3 separate regions of the Homo sapiens genome follow, and all the other regions are linked to region 2. A link is an interaction called in ENCODE POLR2A ChIA-PET data of the cell type or tissue named here. Cell type or tissue: PC-9. All regions are shown on one strand. Each heading gives the region's core, and the rest is flanking DNA. Links, peaks and the distances in the headings are about the cores only. Region 1 overlaps TOM1L2 (target of myb1 like 2 membrane trafficking protein). Region 2 has its middle 23 kb from the start of MPRIP. Region 3 overlaps MYO15A (myosin XVA).

Region 1 (6,348 bases), core at 786-5,785, 920 kb before region 2:
TTAAAATGTAATTTCCTATCATGTATCCAACTAGTGTTCAAAATTTTTAGTTGTCTCATAATGTCATATATTTTTTAAGACTGAATAGAATCTGCTAAGGTCTATCACAAGTACAGTGAGGTGACTGTGGGCAGTGGCTGGGCACAGCCCATCTGGGAGGCCTCCCATCAGATGAAAGTTAAGGTTCTTTTCAACTCTAAAAGCCAGCTGCCAACTTTTTGCCTGGTATTCGTCTCAACACCAAAAGTTAGGCACTGTTAGGGAGAGAAAGTCACACTAGAGAGGGCTGGCCTCTCTTTGCAAAGGTTTAATTCAGATGGAAGATACTTCAGTAATGGGTAGAAACAAATTACTTAGAGGCTGTCTGTATATCAAGGTTCTTCATTTTATCCTTTTCATCCCATTACTGAGTAGCTGCATTATAACTTATTGGTGAAACACTTGGGTTCAGAGGTCAGACAGAATGGAATTCTAGTCCAGGTGCCACTGCTTGCTGTGTGTGTGTCTGGGCAAGTCATTTAGCTTCTCTGGGCGGCCCCACCCCAGTGTATAGAAAGTGAGAATTATAAGTTTCGACCTAGACCGGGTGTGGTGGCTAATGCTTATAATCCCAGTACTTTAGGAGGCCAAGGTGGGGCGGTCACTTTAGCAAGACCTCTTTACAAAATATTAAAAAAAAAAAAAAACCCTTTCAACCTTTGCCTCATGGTGAGGATTAAATAAAGTAATGAGTTAAGGCATGTAGGATATTATAAGTCAGTAAAGGTTAGGTAGTATTGGTTTGTGACTATCTGCCTGCTGGGTTGCGTCCCTGTGCATTTATGAGTATGTGGGTAGAAGTGGAATCTGGAGAGATTTGTAACCTCATGCCTATCTTGAGTCTCATTGGCTTTTTCCAGAGCACGTCGTCACTCCATTCTCTAGTGGAGGATTGAGTGGCTCCTGTATTCCTCCCCAGTGCCTCTCCTGGTAGTCATTTATTATATAGAACATCCTAGTCAGAGCGGGACTGTTGTCAGCCTTATGTTACCAGTGAAGAAGGCAGCTTCAGGCCACTGCAGTGAAATCAAAGGCACCAAGGGTCTAAGAGGTAGAAGGAGCTCTCTGGGTTGCTGAGGGCAAGGTCTTAGGCACAGCAGGCACCCCTTCTAGAACGTCCTGCCAGGTGGCTACCCGCCCAGACTTGTATACCTCCAGTAATGGAAAACTCATTATCTCATAGGCAGCACATCCCACGTTGGTCTCTTCTCCAGTTAAATGAAAATGACTTGCTTAATTGGATCTAACTGCCTCCCTCTCATTTCTACCTGTAGTCCTGGGTCCTCTCCTCTTCCCATTGCACCACGCTGGGTGAGAGGGAGTAACACAGAGGGAGGTCTCTGCTCTTGGTGGCATTGTGTTCTGGAGAGAGCCCTCCAAAGCAGAGCCACCGTATGGCAAAATCCCAGTCAAGCCTTTGTGTGGACATCAGTGGAGACCTTTCTGTGAGTGGCAGGAATGGAGTGTGGTTCTCTATTAGGCAGTGTCAGATGCAGGTGGACTGGTGAGACATGAAGGAGACCAATGCGGGAGCTGTCTTTAAGCTTAAGAGCTATGATTTGGAGCCCAGTGTGGAGTGCTAACCTTTCCACATGCCCCCCTCCACTGTGCAGCTCTCTCAAATGTACTTTGTTATGCTCTTGCATGAGTGGTGTTCACCTCTGCATTATTTAGTGTCATTTATCCTTGCACTTTCTCATTCCTACAGCCTGCAGGAAAAGAGACTGTAGCATGTGGGCTGTGTGTCATTGCTGAGCAGTTTGTCAGCCTTAGAAAGCTGCTCATGAGCTGAGAGCACATGATACCAGCAGGTGACGCAAAGCCTGCATGACTTGGGGTCCTCAATCACTGGGAAAGGCCCTCCCCCACTGGTGACACAAAAAGGCAGGAAAGAACCTTTGTTTCATCTGGTTCATATGTGACAGCCTTCATTTGCTACAGATCTTTGGCCCTCACCATTCTTACCTGTGAAAGTCCCCTAATCCGAGCCTGATGGGACCCAGGTGTGAGGCATTGATCATGGCTGGTTATTCATCAGGGGTGGATATTGGCACACAGGCTACCATTTCCTTATTGGTTGACTCTGATCAAAGATAAAAATAAAAATGTCGGTGTTCCTTGAATAGGATTACAGTAGAATGCTTGTTACAAAACCGGAGGAGGGAATTCATTAGGCTTTTATGATCATCACTTCTGTGGGAGGAAGGGTTCATGTTGAATAGCCTGCCAGATAACTCTGGAATATGTACCACTGGAGTAGGGACAATTTGCCAGGCATTGCTCTCCTTTATCCTTTGGGGCTGCAGGGACAGATGGCCTCCAGCCTTCTTTCTGCTCCCCTGGCATTTGTCACAACATGCTATGGGTCAGGAGACCCTAAGCAGAAAGATCGTGGGAGGTCAGCACGGCAGGGTACAAGAGGCCAGTTCAACTCTGAGCCCTCATGGTATGAGGCAGCTTTAGAACAATGTGGAAGAATCAAAGAGGTTGAACTTAGACTGTTAAAAAGCCTTTTTCCCCTGAAAATTTGAAAGCAGAAAGAAATGTAGAGAAGTAGAGAAAAATTTTCATTATCCCACTACACAAAGGTTACTACTATAAACATTTTGGTGTATTTTCTTCCTGTATTATTAAAACATTTTTCTTTACAGAGATAATGCTGTAAGTACAATTTTGTGCCCTGTTTTTCCCACTTAATATAGAATAATCATTTTTAATTAAAAAACAGCTTATAAATATCATTATTAAATGACTACATAATATTCCCTTATGTGGATGAATACATTGCATTTCATGTTACCATTCCTCTAATGTTGGACATTTAGATTATTTCTTTTCTTTTTTTCCTTGCTATTATAATTAATGCAGTGATAAACATCTTAGGGCTTATATCTTTGCATTTCAGATTATTTACATATAATAAATTCCTTTAAATAGAATTACCATGTCAAAGGGTATGCTTGTTTTTAAGTTTCTTATTCTCCAAAAAATTTATATTGCTTTACATATGCTTAGTTTTTATGGAGACCCCACCTAACCTGGCCCAGGTTGGGGCAGGGGCACTAGTGTGAGGAACAGGGTTGGGGAAAACTTCCTGGAAGAAGGGTTTTAGGCCACATCCTGAAGGTGTTAAATGTTAACAAGAGTAGAAGCAGATAGGATGGTGGGGAGAGACTGTCCTAGATATCCAGGCAGAGAGAACAGAATGTGTGAAAACCCAGAGCTGCTGAAGGGCACACGCCTGGGGGAGCTAAGGCCAGAGGCCGAAGGGAGGGTGGAGAGAGATGGGCTGCAGAGGAAGACAGGGCAGGAGCAAGCGAGGCCAAGTGACAGAATGTAGACTTTGTCCTAACAGCAGTGGGAAACCGTAAAGGAGCTATAAATGCAGGCCAGTGACATGATGAGATTTGCATTCCAGAAAAGCCACTAGCTGCTGGGTGGAGGATGGACTGGGTAGGATAGGAGGGGAAGACCTCCCTTCTGGGAGACCAGTTCAGACTGTTGCACAAGGCAGGCACCACCAGTGTGAGTCATTCCTCAGAATTTGCTAAATTGATAGGTGGAAGTGCATTTCACTTAAATTTTCATTTCTGTAATTCCTGCTGAGGTTGAATATTTTTAGGTTGATTTGCCAACTGTATTTCATCACTTGTGACCTCGTTCCTTATGTCCTAATGGCTCTTGGAGCATGATGGCATCATTGGTGGACTTTAGAGATGGTATAATAAGGTGTATAATTCAGCTTTGCATTGGATCCCATAGAGACCCAGGGAGGAGGTGACTTGCCCTGGGTCCCTGGGACCAGGATTGGGGCTTCCAGGTGCACCATCCTCTGCTTTCTCCAGTCCTCTAAGCTACCTCCTAGAGCAGGCACAGTTACCAGGACCTTGGAAAGCACAGCTCGGCAAGCTCAAGGTCTACTGACAAGAAAGAGCAGTAAGAGGATGTGGAGAAGGTCACTTTTCTGCCATTCAGATTTGGAGGAAGAGGTTCAGAATGCAGCAAGCCCAATTTAAATCAAGGAGTTCTTAACAACTGGGGGCATCTTTGTTTCAGAAGAAGCTCAGCTAAGGCTGTTATTTGCCAACAGATTATAAGCATTTGCTAGAGTAGAAAGATGTATAGAGAATAGAGCCTTCAGTATGAAGTTACCTCCCTAGACCTGACTCACAGTTCAGCTGCCTCCCCAAAGTTAACAGCATCCAACTTGTAGATCTTGCCTATTAATGTATTTATTAGTTTGCTTGTTTGATAGCCACAGAGGCTTCCTGAGGAAATTGTGGGCAAGGGTTTGCCGAGAATGTACCAATTGGAAAAACTTTTCTTAATAGCTGGCTGCTTTCTATGCTGTGGGGTCTTGTGCATTTTGGTTCCTCTCAGAGGGTGGCTGGCTTTGTATGCAGTGCACATGGTGCCCTGAGTTCCACTCTAATTGCTATGTGCAGGATAGCTGAGTGCAGCACGGTGGCTGAGTAATGAACCCGCATTTCTCTTTGCAGCTTCTCTATTAGGAAATCTCAGGAACCTGGAGCCTGTGTTTCATTCTGAAGGTTTTCCCCTGTTAAATCTGAATGATTTCAGATTGTTAAAACACTACCATTGTAGGCAGTGGCCTTGTCACCGTGCCCTGCATACACAGTCATGCCCTTGCTTTGGATGCCGTTCTTATTTGCCTTTTAATTTTACCCAAAGACCAGATAAGATGAAATATCGCATATTGTTATTTCTGATGGCTGTATAGGTCGACACATTTTTAAAAATCATAAATCTTGTTACAAAATAAATATGTATTTTTAGGAGAAAAATTTTAGAAATTATCCCCCTAAACAAAACAAAACAAAACAAAACACAGTAAGACATAATTACTCTCACTACTAAGATGTTTGCCATTGTTACCGTATCAGGGGCTAGCCTTTCAGGCTTTGTTCCTTTGCCTAGGTATATACTGTTTTTTTGTGTGGTTTTTATTTTTGAGACAGGGTTTCACTCTGTCTCCCTGGCTGGATTTAATGACATCATAGCTCACTGCAGCCTTGATCCCCGGGCTCAAGTGATACCCCTCCCTCAGCCTCCCAAGTAGCTGAGACTACAGGAGCACACCAACATATCTGGCTAATTTCAACACTGTTTTTGTAGAGACAAAGTCTCACTATGTTGCCCAGGCTGGTCTTGAACTCCTGGGCTTAAGCAGTCCTCCCACCTTGGCCTCCTAAAGTGCTGGGATTGGAGCACTTTGAAAATGGCTACCATGCCCAGCCAGGTATACACTTTTAATATAAAACTGTACATACTTTTAATATAAAATATAAAAAATATACTAGTTTGTGTCTTGATTTCCCCCCACTTAATGTGTGATGCACACTTGCCTACTCAGATTTTTTTTTCCTAACCTAGTATCTAAATGTGTCTGTGGATTAGGGGCAAGCCTTTCCAGGCAGTGAGTCACCTTGTGGGATAATACTGTCATCTCAGGCAGGGTCTCATGCTTCAGCCATGTTTTGGGCCCAAGTCACATTCTTTAAATATTGTCTAGGGTGGCAGATCATCATCTTTTGAAGGATGGATTTGATTAAAAAAATAAGCCAATACTTTTTCACACCCCAGTGTTGGATGCTGAGCAAGGCCATTTAGGCAAACTTGAGTTGTGGTTGTAACAAACGAGTGGGTTTTCTGGGTGACTTGTAGGGGAAGGAAAGAGGATGAGAGTAAATATCCATCAGACAACTATTATGGCTCCACCAGGCTAAACATTTTAAAGCCAGATCTAGACCTCTGCATAAGTACTGTAAGTGTGGTGGTGGCCCTCAAAATGATGCTTAGGGGGCATCAGAACCTCCTGGGGAGCTTGGTGAAAAGCCCATGAGGCCAGGATTGATGGGGGTCAAGGGAAAGAGGCCCCAAGGGAATATGAACCTCATCTGTAATTGCAGTAGACACTGTTCCACAGGCTCCCAATACCTGTTCCTCATTTCTTCTTTTCTGACGGAGTCTGATTTTGTTTGGATTGCCTATGTGCCCAGCTATATTCTCTTACTTAGTTTCCCTTGCAGCTAGGGGTGACTGTATGACACAGCTCTGGCCTATGAACAAGAGGCAGGAGCTCCTGAGGAGAGCACCTCTTCATAAATAAGATGGCAAAGTCCTTTGGCCCTTTCGTGTTCTTCCTGCCTGCTTTATAGACTGCCAGGTAGAGCAGTGGTGCCTTGCAGCTGGAAGGATGGAAAGGAGGGAAGCCTCAGGCCAAGGATGGCAGAGGAAGAAGACAAAAAGTTCCTGGGTCCTTTATGGAATCCTTGAGTGGATTCCATA
Region 2 (6,348 bases), core at 657-5,656:
TGCTGGGTTGGACCTGGCTCCCCAGCCACTGCAGCCTTCCCCTCTCCCAGCCAGCAGGCTCAGCTCCAGCCCCAGCCCCACTTCAGTAACCGCCACGCGCATTGATGGGGAACTCACTGCCTTAGGAGGTGGTCACCCCACTGCTGACCACCAGGGAGGGGCGCCCATAGCCCCTTCTACTTGAGAGATAGTCCAGTGGCAAGCCCAAGGTGAAAGGCTCAGAGGACAGATGTGTCTGGGGACATGGAGTGGTCTCACCTGTCGCCACTGACCCTGTGCCTGGTACTGGTCCTGGGCTTTCCTTGTGTTTCATTCTCCCAACAGCTGCAAGAGAAGGACTCTAATGATCCCATGGAAAGATGGGCTCCAAGGGGCACAGTGCTGGCCAGATGTCCCATGGCCAGGACCCGAGCTCATTCTGCACACCATGCCCTCCTTATTAACTCATCACACCCAGCAGCAGACCCAAGGCCCTGGGACTGAGACCTGCCTCTGCCCAGGGACTCCCAAGCTCACCTGGTCATCAAGCCTCCACTGCCCTAGCCCGGGGTGGGTTGCCTGCATGGCACCCCGGGCAAGGAAGATCTGGGCCTACCGGATGAGCTAGGTCTGTCAGCCCTTTTGTTTATAGAAGCTTTTGGGGGGCCTTGTGGCCAGGTGTTGAAACAAAGGTGTCTGTGTCTCCATAAGTCCATTTGGATTTCATCCTACTTGCGTAGGATGAAAAATCTACATTTTTCACCCAAGATGATGCCTTATCTGGCAAACACTGTGCCGTGATGGGTTTATAGGCGCTGTGGCTGAAAGGCAACCCTAGCCCTAAAGGAGAGGCTGTTTCAGATTCCCCTGTGAGCTGGAAGTGGTGGGAGGAGAGCAGGCTTCCTTATCCCAGTGTCATGACCAGGCCAGGCCAGCCCTGCACCCTCTTCACCAAGGTCCTGCCTAGCTCTGCTCCGGGGCAGGCTGAGCTGGGAAACAAGTCAGTAAGTCCATAGTACAGCTGGGGGCCCCTCCTTCAGTGAAAAGGCACAATCGTGCTTCTCAGGAACCAGCTTCAGATGGAGCCCAGAGGGGTGGGAGGGAGGGGACTGGTCTCCCCTCCTACCACACTGGCATTCTTTCCTCAAAACCTTGCAAAATATGACTGTGCGGCTCCCTGCTGTGGCACGGCACTTGTGGCATCATCGAAATGCCAGTAGGGGCTGGCACCGGGCTGCCCACGGCCCCAGCAGGCACTGTCCCCGCTCCCCTGGGCTATGAGGAGCTAAGCGGGTGGGCCCCTCCCACTTCGTCTGAGGCCCAAGAATGCTGTCATCTGGCCACCCACAGCTTTATCAGTGTGGCCTTTCTCAGGATTGCTGGGACAAAGGGCGTGGGTGTTTTCAGGACTCCGGCGGATTCTGGGAATGTCTCTGCCTTCCCAAATCGCCAGTTCCCGGAGGAGGACAGGACCCTCACCCACCTCCTCACTAAAGGAGAAACTGAGGCCCAGAGCAGGGTAGGGACTTGTCTGAGGTCATGCCTGCTTTGTTGGTGAGAATCGGACCTTACTTACCATTTCTGGGTCACAGGCTCCTTTGACAATGTGAAGGAAATTCTAGACCCATTACTCCAATGCCCAAGGGCCAGGCCTGCGGTGTTGATGGCTGGCATGGTCTGCTCGGCATGGGATTTGTCTGGAGCCCATGTCCCCCACCTCTGGCTCACTGTGGCCCTGCAGGGCACCCGGTCGTCCAGTGTTTCAGAGGAGCCAAAGAGCCATCTTTCTGTGTGAAAGCTACTCATGTTCAAATGTTGGCAATGCATTAAAAATGTAAAACTAGACCGGGCACGGTGGCTCACGCCTGTAATCCCAGCACTTTGGGAGGCCAAGGCAGGCGTATTACGAGGTCAGCAGATCGAGACCATCCTGGTTAACATGGTGAGACCCTGTCTCTACTAACAATACAAAAAAATTAGCCGGGTGTGGTGGCGGGTGCCTGTAGTCCCAGCTACTCGGGAGGCTGAGGCAGGAGAATGGCGTGAACCTGGGAGGCGGAGCTTGTAGTGAGCTGAGATGGCGCCACTGCACTCCAGCCTGGGCAACAGAGTGAGACTCCGTCTCAAAAAAAAAAAAAAAAAAAAGGTAAAACTATATATTATGTCAGCCCAATTAAACATCTGTGGGCCAGATGCGGGCTGAGGACCACCAGAATGGGACCCTTGCTCTCGATCCTCTTCCTGTGAAAAAGCGCACACCATAGCATGGGCCTGGGAAGCTCATCACCCAGGCAAGAGGCCTGTCACCTGAAGCTGGTGGCCATGCGGTTTCCGTGACAGGCACTGGTGGAGTTGACAGAGTTCTGGACAAGGAGTCGCAGGCTGGCCGTCAGGCTGGCTTGCCCAGACTTGCCATGAGGAACTCCACAAGCATCTCTTTCCAGTTGAAGAGCCTGGAGCCCAGAGTGGCCGAACAAGCTGGCCAGGCCCCCCGCCGAAGGAGTCAGGGAGCTGGGAGGAGGTGAGGTCAGAGCGGAGGTGGCTCATCACTCCGGGCCGTGGCTTGAGGAAGCAGAAGAGGGTGGGATCCAACTTTGTTCCTGCACTTGGCCCTTAATTTGTTGAAGCTCAGTGGTCAGTTCACATCGGGGGTCAGAGTGACTCTGGGGTGCGAGATGACTAAGTACCCACAGGGCCCAGGCTGGGGACACAGCCTTCCCAAGGAGTCAGACACAGCCAATTCTCACTCCTGGACAGGGAGGTGAGCACAACATACCAATAACAAGCTCTGGGGACCCTGGATAGGGGGCTGGGCCGCCTGGCCTTTCGCCTGCTGCCCAGTTGTGTGTGAGAGGCAGTAATCACCTCCCTGGTTCAATTTCCTTCTCCCTTCCCACCCAAAGTTTCTTACCTGACAGATTGGGGGCAGTGTGGGGTGGTGAGAAGAGAGCAGTCTGGGACCAGGTGCACCTGTCTAGGTACAATTCTGGGCCAAGGGACCTTGGGCCATTCCCTTCCCTTCTCTGAACCTGTTTCCTGAAGTGTTAAGTGAAAAGGGGCAGTGGAGAGTGGGGCACGAGGTCACCAATGGAAAGCCACGTCTGGGCCACTTCACGCCCTCTCCCCTTCCCAGGTGCCCTGCAGTGAAAATGGTCACATCCCAGCTGTCGCTCTCCCTTCCTGTGGTCCAGATCCCAAGTCCTGACTGCAGAGTCTGCTAAAAACACAAATCGAGTCTGGCCACCTTCCACCTCACCCTCTCCTCTTGGCTCCTCCATGCCCCCAGAACCACACTTGGTTGCCCCCATGGCTTCCTGGCCCTGAGGCCTGCTCCCCACCCCCGCTGCCATGTCCTTTCTCCCCACTGCCAGCCTCTGTTCAGGACCTCAAAATCCTCATTCTTTCCTGCCTCGGGACCTTTGCACTCACCATGCCCCAACCCAAGCTAGTCTTTGTAGTCCGCCCCCTCCAAGCCACCTTCCCCACTCCCCCAAAACAACCTCCTCTGTCCTTGGCCCTCAGAGCTGCCCATGGAGCTGCCACCATCCCCCTGCCTTGAGTTCCCATCTCCCTGTGTGCCCACTTGGTTCTCATCTGCCCCCTGCCCCACCAGGATGGAAGATCCATCAGATTAGGCAGCAGACCCCTCCTGCCCGTCCCATGTCCCCAGCTGAACTGGAATGTTCAGCAACCATGAATGAATTCTGGAATCTATATTGGGCCTTAGACAGGCCAAACACTCTGTCCTGGGCTGTGGCCCTGGGCAAGTCTGGTGTGAGCCCTGTCTAGGGAGGGGCCCTGGAGGGGGAAAGCTGCCTGATGGTCCTCGCCTGAGGACACCTGCCCCTGAGCGTGGATATGGGCCCTGAAGCTCTGTACCCGGCCAGACAGGTTCGACAGGATTGCTGTGGACAGAACTCACTCAGCCTCTGTTCAGAACAGCGTGTCCCTCACCTGCGGGAGGTCTGAGGGCTCCTGGCCCAGGAGGTCTGGCTGAGCCTCTCTCTCCCTGGCCTGGGGACTCTTCCTCAGCCTCCCTGGCCTTCAGGGCCCACCTCACCATCCTCCAACAACACCTACCAGGAGTCTGCGATGCACAGGGGCTCTGCCTGGAGTTGGGGGTTCAGCGGTGAGCAGGAAGGATGGATCCCAACCTTTTGTGGGAGTCATAGTTCAGGAACATCAGGTGACATCGAGTGGCTAGGGCCTGAGAGTGGGGATACATGTATGTCTCTGGGAAGAGCCCTGGCTATGGTGGGCTCCCCCGACCTGAGAGGAGGATCTGAGCGTATGTGGAGGGGTCCAGAAAACACCAGTTGCTGAGTCAGGAAATGAGGCAGGAAGTGAGGCAGGCAAGAGAAAGAGCCGAGGCAGGCTGTGCCAGGGAGCACTCTGGGCACCTGAACCTCCATCCCTGGGGGAGGATCCCTTCCTGGCGGGGTGGAGGGGGTGACAGGGAGCGCTGTGGGCACATGGAGCTCCCTCCCTGGGGGAGCAGAACATACCTCAGAGGCTCCCCAGCCCGGCCAGCCAGCTGGGGTGTTGAACCCAACTCTCACGGGCATTGGCTGCCAGCAGTTCTGGGTTGATGGTGATGGAGCTGGTTCTGCGGTTCCCCGTGGGGTGCAATGTGTCGCAGAGAAAGCCCCAGGCAGCCAGAAGCACGGCCCATATCCTTGTGGCCGGGCCTGGGGTGTGGGTACTGGGAAAGCTTCTGCCACAATCTCTAAGGCCCTTTTCATGGCCATGGAAGGAGTGCTCACTCCCACATAGTCACATCTCTCACCCAGTGCCACGGCCTGCCTGCTAGAAACACCATGGCCACCACAGTGTTCCCAGGTACACTCAGAATAAAAGCCTGTCAGACCAACGAGCAGGATCCCACCTGTGTCCAAGCCATCCTGCCTGACTGCTTTGGCTCACTCTCTCTGTCCCAGCCAGTCTGGAGCCACACTTTATTGCAGCGCTTCGGCTCCTTCCAACTGCACGGCCTTCCCTGGGCCACTTCCCCTGCCTAGAAGGCTCTTTGCCCATTGTTTCCATTTCTGCCAGGTCTTGGTTACATGGTCTTGGTTGGAGGATGGTCTCTCTGATCGACACCCCTGCCCGTGGGACCCTCTCCCTGTGGCCTCCATGCTCAAAATGCTCATTCTCACCTGCCTCAGGGCCTTTGCACTTGCCATGCCCCAACCCAAGCTAGTCTTTCCAGGCCATCTTCTCCAAGCCACCTCCCCACTTCCCCAAACAGGCTCCTCTGTCCTTGGCCTACAGGGCAGCTATGGTTGCCTTTGCATGTGGAGTTGGTGCTCACTATGGCACAGCCCTGCCTGTAAGCTGGGGAATCCAGCCATTGAGGAGTGCTTGCCAAGAGAAAGAACGAACCCTCAACAGTGATTCAGAAAGGGTCTCCTGGACCCACATGTGTCCCCCAACACAGTGTGTGACCTGGGACAGCTCCCCCTCTGCACCGCATCTCCTCTGTCCACTGTGGTGATTGGTCCCCAAAATCCCCAAGGGCCCTGCTGGCCCTGGCCTTTGAAGCTCTGGGACACAATTATCAAGGGAGACCCACTACCTACACTCCCAGAGCTGAGAGCCCAAACAAGCTCTTAAATCAATCAGCGACATCACCTTCCAAGTGAAGAAAACAGGACCTCTGGCCTAGACATGAGGACAGGGCGGAGGAGGCTGCAAACGCCCCTGAGCGAGCTGGCTAGGAAGGGTCACTAGTTGCCTGGACCTGGAAGTTGAGGGACCCACAGAGAAAAGCAGGGAATCTCAGCTGGAAGATGGGGACGACATCAACTCAGACCCTCAGACTCAACCTGGTAAGGGAGAGTGGATACATCAAGACTCCTCACACCATTGAAATCAGCTCTGGCTAAGTCTAGCCAAGGCAAAGCAAGCAAGGAATGTGCTGGGAGGTTATAGGTTAGCTCACAAAACCAAAAGAAGAAGTAAAAAACCACATCCTGGAAAGGACTGGTTTGGATATGAGTTTTAGGTAGCCGAACGGGAAGCCCTTGGATGAATGAATTCTCTCTGCTTTCATCCTCAAGTCACTCTACTCAAGATCCAAATTTCCTTAATATATAAAGAGCTCCTAACAATCAATAAGACAAATAAAACTTCAATAGAAAAAACTTCCACAAGTATGGACATGAACAGATAGTTCACAGAACAGGAAGTAGAAATGGTCCTGGAGCTTATAAACAATGTTTAGCCTTATTTATAATCAGAGAAGTGCAAATGGAAACTAGAGTTCAAGACTATTTTTCAACTATCAGATTGGCAATCATCCAAAACTGTGATAACACTGTGTCACCGTGGGTGTGGGAGACAAGCTCTCTCACACATTACTGGTGGGAG
Region 3 (5,000 bases), core at 1-5,000, 1.1 Mb before region 2:
GGAAGACACTGCAAGGCTTTTGGGAGGCCCTCCACTGTCCCAACTCACCCTTCCAGAAAGATTTCCACAAACTTCCCAAAGCGGCTGGAGTTGTCGTTCCTGACGGTTTTGGCATTACCGAAGGACTCCAAGAGGGGTGTTGCCTCCAGGATCTGGACTCCAGAAGGAGATGTGGGAATTGAGGGGCTAGGCACTGTTCTGGGGGCCTGGGTGGGGGGCATAGCTGGGGACACCCAGACATGAGCCTTCCCAAGGACCTCCCTTTATGAGAGATGACCAGAGGTGGGCTCCCTAGAGAATCCTGAGGTCTCTCCAGTGCCCCCCAGTGTTTCCCACCCCATGCTGCCCAACTCCCACACAGCAAGCCCCATGCTTCCCCATTCCAGCCTCCATGGCCCCCCACAGCAGCCCCTGACCACAAGCCCCAGCCCTGCCTAGGACAGGCCTTTGGATGTCCTTTCCTGCCTGTCCCTCCACCCACACAGGAGCAGGCACATCCACACGCATTTTCCTGGACAGACACACACACACACACACACACACACACACACACACACACACACACACACACACTGAGTACCTTTATCTTCAAGAGCGTCCAGGAGGGAGGACAAAGAGACAGACAAGAACAGAATGGAGTCACTAGCAGGACCGACCACCACTCTCTCCAGGAGACTAGGAGCCTCAGACCAGGGAGGGACTAGTAAAAACCTGTGAGGCTCAGAGACCCCAGGGGTCCAGGCTTGGGGACTGCCATGGGGTCTCCAAGGTATGAAAATATGCTGAGTTTGCCTTCCAAACAGCTCTGGGGATGTCCTCTTCTCCCCACCCCCATGGCTACCACCAGCCAAGGATCCTCCCTGGCCTTCCTCACTGTTCCCTGACACCCAGGCCCACTCCTGCCTCTGACCATTGGCATCTCCTGTTCCCTCTGCTTGGAAGTCACTGCTCCCACGCACCTGCATGCCCCACCCCCCAACCCCTTACCTCTCACAGGAAGGCCACCAGAATTCTCTCTCCAGTAGCCCTCAGCCCCATTGGCAAACTCTCTATTTTCTTGGGTATTATTGTCTGTCTCCCCACTAGAATGTCAAATCCTACAGGCACGGATCTACTGTTTGCACATCTCTGAGTCCCCAGCGTCTACACAGACCTGGTGCTTAATAGGCTCTCAAAAATATCTGCTAAAGGGATGGAAAAAGGAATAGCATCGGCTGGGCATGGTGGCTCACGCCTGTAATTTCAGGAGTTTGGGAGGCCGAGGTGGGCAGATCACGAGGCCCGGAGATCCAGACTATCCTGACCAACATGGTGAAACACTGTCTGTACTAAAAATACAAAAAATTAGCCGGGCGTGGTCGTGGGCGCCTGTAGTCCCAGCTACTTGGGAGGCTGAGGCAGGAGAACTGCTTGAACCTGGGAGGCAGACATTGCAGTGAGCCAAGATGGCACCACTGCACTCCAGCCTGGTGACAGAGTGAGACTGTCTAAAAAAAAACAAAAACAAAAACAAAAAACAAAAGGAATACCATCTCACGGGCAGAGCTGCCCAGGGGTGACCATGGCTGATCACAAGCTCCCACCTATTTAAGCACCTACTGTGTGCCAGACACATTGCCCTGATAATGCCGTTGTTAACAATCCCATGAGGTAGGTACTAATATCACCCCTGTTTTGCAGATTAGGAAACTGAAGCTTAGAGAGGTGAAATGACATGCCCAGGGACTCCAGAGTCCACTCGAGTGATGAGCATGGGCCTAGTGTGTACGTGGCACTTTCTTCAGCTGAGGCACTTCCTCAGGATAATCTTTTAGGGAAGAAGCAAAGGAGGTCCAGTCACCACAGAAACAATACCTGTAATTTTGGGGATGGGGCCAGTTCCCTCCATCTGTCCCATTTAGTCCAGGAAATACTGCACCCATTGCATAAAGGAGTAAACTGAGGTCCAGAGAGGGATGGGGCTGGCCTGTGATTGCTCAATAAGTCAAGGTCTGCCTGGGCTTTCCTGTGTACTATCCCTTAGTCTGGGAAGCCCTTGAGGACAGGTTGGCTGCTTCTCTGTTCCCGGTGCCCAGCATACAGCAGGGCATAAAGCCAGCGGATGGAGTGGGTAAACACCAGAAGGGTGGAACCTGTGGTCCAGGCCTTAGCCAGTCAGGGCAGAGCATTCCCTGTGCTACGTGGTTGGCTCCAGTGAGGACATATGACCAAAACTTGCCCAGTGAGACGGAGCTCTGAATGTTTCATTTCTGAAATGTTGGGAGGGTTGATCATTATGGTGCCAGCTTGCTGACCAATAGGAGACAGATTGAGGATGATGCCTATACATGGGGGAGGGTGGAGCCAAGACAAGAAACATTGTTTAAGATTCTGGATCCAGCCATGCCTAAAACTGAACTGGACTGTTTGATTATCTGAGGAGGGAAGAGCCATGTCTAGGAAAGGAGCCCCATGGTCATCACAGCTGGCAGGCACATCCTCACACATTCTGTGTGCCTGGCACACACAAACTCCCAGACTCAGCCACATCCACAGCTCCATCCGTCCTCCCTGACAGCTCTCTGCCATGGACTGCAAATCTCAGCTCCTGCACCACCTCACTCCTCCCTTCTTAGGCCTCAGTGTTCCCATCTATAAATGGATACAAGTGTACCTACCTCCCAGGGTTGCCGTAAAGCTCCGGTGTGACGATAACTGAAGGAACCCAGCACTGTGCCTGGCCACAGGAGGTGCACGAGGTACACTTACTTCTTTCCCTGCCTACCTACCTAGTCATTCCACAAGTCTGACCTGAAAGGTTTTGAAAACTCTGGAGCAAGGGATGATCTGTTTGGTCATCAGGAGGCCTGGGCTGGGATGGGAGACCCTGGCAGGCCAAGGCAGGCATCAGAGGGGGCCAGGCCAGGCTGGAACCTGACTGCAAAGCCTGAGCAGCCTCCACCTACGCCCCCAGGATCACCTTGCTGGGCTCGCCCCTGGCTAGGACATTGTGCCATGTGCAAACCTTTGTGGGCCCCAGGGTTGGGGAAGTCTGGGTCTGTGGTTCTGGAGTCTGAGCTGGCAGGCCAGTCCCACCTTCTCCTGAGCTCCAGGCTGGTGGTGCATCCATCACCTCCCTGCCATCTCTGTGTAGATGCCTAGCAGACACCTCTTCTCAACAAACCTGCTCCTCCTCCACTGCCCAGCCTGCCTCCATGCTGCCTGTGGCTCAGACCGAATGTCTGGGGTCACCCTCCGACAGTTCTCCCTCTCACACCCCAGTCTGTCTTCTCTGTAGGTTGCTGGCTGGCTTTGACCTGCACCTGGACCCAATCTGCTTGCACCTCAAAGTGCAGGCGCTCCTCCCTCTGCCTCTTCACTGTTCCCCTAGACTTTCCTAGAGCCCACTCTCTTGTCTTCTCAGTACAGCCTACCCTGACCACCACACTTACGATTGCAACCCCCAACACTCGCCACCCTTCTCTTCACTTTTTTCCTCCACAACTCACCACCTACCCTTTCACATACACATAATTTACTTATATAAGTGTATATATATATATATATATATATATATCTTTTTTTTTCTTCCCACCTCCACCACTAGAATGAAGTTCCCATAAGGGTGTGAACATTTGCCTGAGTTGCCGCTACCCCTCCCCAGTGCCTAGCCTGGGACTGGCACACAGTAGGTCTTCAGTAGATCTTTACTGAGGGAACGGATGCAGTTCTACCATTCTCAGGCTCAGAGGGCTTAGCACTGTCTTTGTCAGCAAAGCTCCAATCCTTCAGACTCTGGCCTGGCATCTACTGCCTCCCCCACCCCACCCCTAACCCACACTCAGGCCTGCCCTGCCTCTTGACCGCTGGGGGCTGCATAGCTTCTGGGTGTGAGAATATGGTGGCCCCAGGGCCATGACCAGGAAGGTGAGGCCAGGTGGGAGAGATGGGATGACTCCCCTTCCCTATGTGGACTCCCCTTCCCTATGTGGTCTCCACTCTGAACTGGACCCGGAGGGCTGGAAGCAGGAGCTGCCACAGAAACACAGACAGGCAGGAACTCTCACCCCTCAGGCACACCCCTGGGAAGGGTGGCAGAAAAAGCAGCCCTGGGCAAGGCCCCCTTCTGGAACTCAGCCTCCTCATCTTCCTGGTGGGCCAAGGAGCCTTGCCTCTTCGGGAGTACATGAGGTGTGCTTATCAAAGGGTGTTCAGCCTAGGGTCCTGGGGAGACAGGTAGACTCACCTGCTGCATGACCTCCCGTTTCTGGTTCATGGCGGCCAGGTAGCGCAGAATCAGCTTGGTGGCCTCAGTTTTGCCAGAGCCGCTCTCTCCACTGACCGAGCAAAGGGGCAGAGTGAGCTCCAACCTTTCGCTGCCTCTTCTGGGGCACCCTGACTCCCATCATGAAGCAAGAGGATATGTACGGTGGGCCAACCCAGAGGTACCAGGCAATCTTCCAAGGTCCCACAGCAGTTCTGGCCAGATGCAGGCCTGCTACCTAAGGTCCCCCATTTATCCCCCACATAAAGGCAGCCCACTCACCTAATGATTATGCACTGGTTCTGTTTGGCATCGAGCATTTTGGCGAAGGCGAGATTTGCAACAGCAAAGAGGTGCCTGGGGAGACAGGTCATTAGAGCTGGCCCCTGCCTCTAAGCTCCCACACCTCCCAGGGATTGGGCAGGGAGCATCCGTATCCAGCCAAACAGCCAATCCTGCCCACCCCTCACCCTGTTGGGGGAATGCTCCCACCCCCATCCTGGTCTGAACGACAGTGGCCTCCAACCTGTAGCTTCGGCCCTGCCTGGGGAGAGACTGTCAGATTGAGTAGGTGGGCTGCCTTTCCCCATTACCTCTGACTCATGGCTCAGGTGCAGCCGGGATCCAGGCTCCCAGAGCAGGGGAAAGAGGGGCCCAAGAGACCCCAGGGCAGCGCCCCCGAGACACTCACGGGGGATTCTCTCCCAGGGCCCGTCCGTTGTACTGCTGCACCTGCTCCGGCCCATAGATTCCAAAC

What was found. ChIA-PET counts read pairs that join two places held together with the same protein. Peaks named below come from ENCODE experiments on the same cell type or tissue, not always from the same donor. Only the 100,000 strongest peaks of a DNase experiment are listed, where the experiment ranks them.
Region 1: POLR2A ChIA-PET joins it to region 2 with 5 read pairs; 1 of 35 experiments calls an interaction of 5 or more read pairs at or near these places.
Region 3: POLR2A ChIA-PET joins it to region 2 with 7 read pairs; 1 of 35 experiments calls an interaction of 5 or more read pairs at or near these places.

What each region holds. Positions count from the first base shown.
Region 1 is chr17:17,933,105-17,939,452 of GRCh38, reverse strand. All of the region lies in intron 1 of TOM1L2 (target of myb1 like 2 membrane trafficking protein), which reads left to right. Among named protein-coding and RNA genes, the nearest start is that of TOM1L2, 36 kb to the left of the region's middle. RefSeq lists an enhancer at 434-523. In PC-9, for the core only: no CTCF peak of the experiment used is centred there; a DNase peak (open chromatin) is centred at 3,552; H3K4me3 peaks cover 324 bases; H3K27ac peaks cover 1,384 bases.
Region 2 is chr17:17,016,328-17,022,675 of GRCh38, reverse strand. No RefSeq gene overlaps it. Among named protein-coding and RNA genes, the nearest start is that of MPRIP, 23 kb to the left of the region's middle. RefSeq lists an enhancer at 1,957-2,904. In PC-9, for the core only: a CTCF peak has its summit at 2,923; DNase peaks (open chromatin) are centred at 1,065, 1,615, 2,585 and 3,855; H3K4me3 peaks cover 2,109 bases; H3K27ac peaks cover 5,000 bases.
Region 3 is chr17:18,126,391-18,131,390 of GRCh38, reverse strand. It overlaps MYO15A (myosin XVA), which reads right to left. Exons shown (of 66, transcript NM_016239.4): 5 at 4,935-5,000; 6 at 4,526-4,600; 7 at 4,226-4,316; 8 at 581-586; 9 at 49-152. Among named protein-coding and RNA genes, the nearest start is that of MYO15A, 20 kb to the right of the region's middle. In PC-9, for the core only: no CTCF peak of the experiment used is centred there; a DNase peak (open chromatin) is centred at 2,220; H3K27me3 peaks cover 978 bases.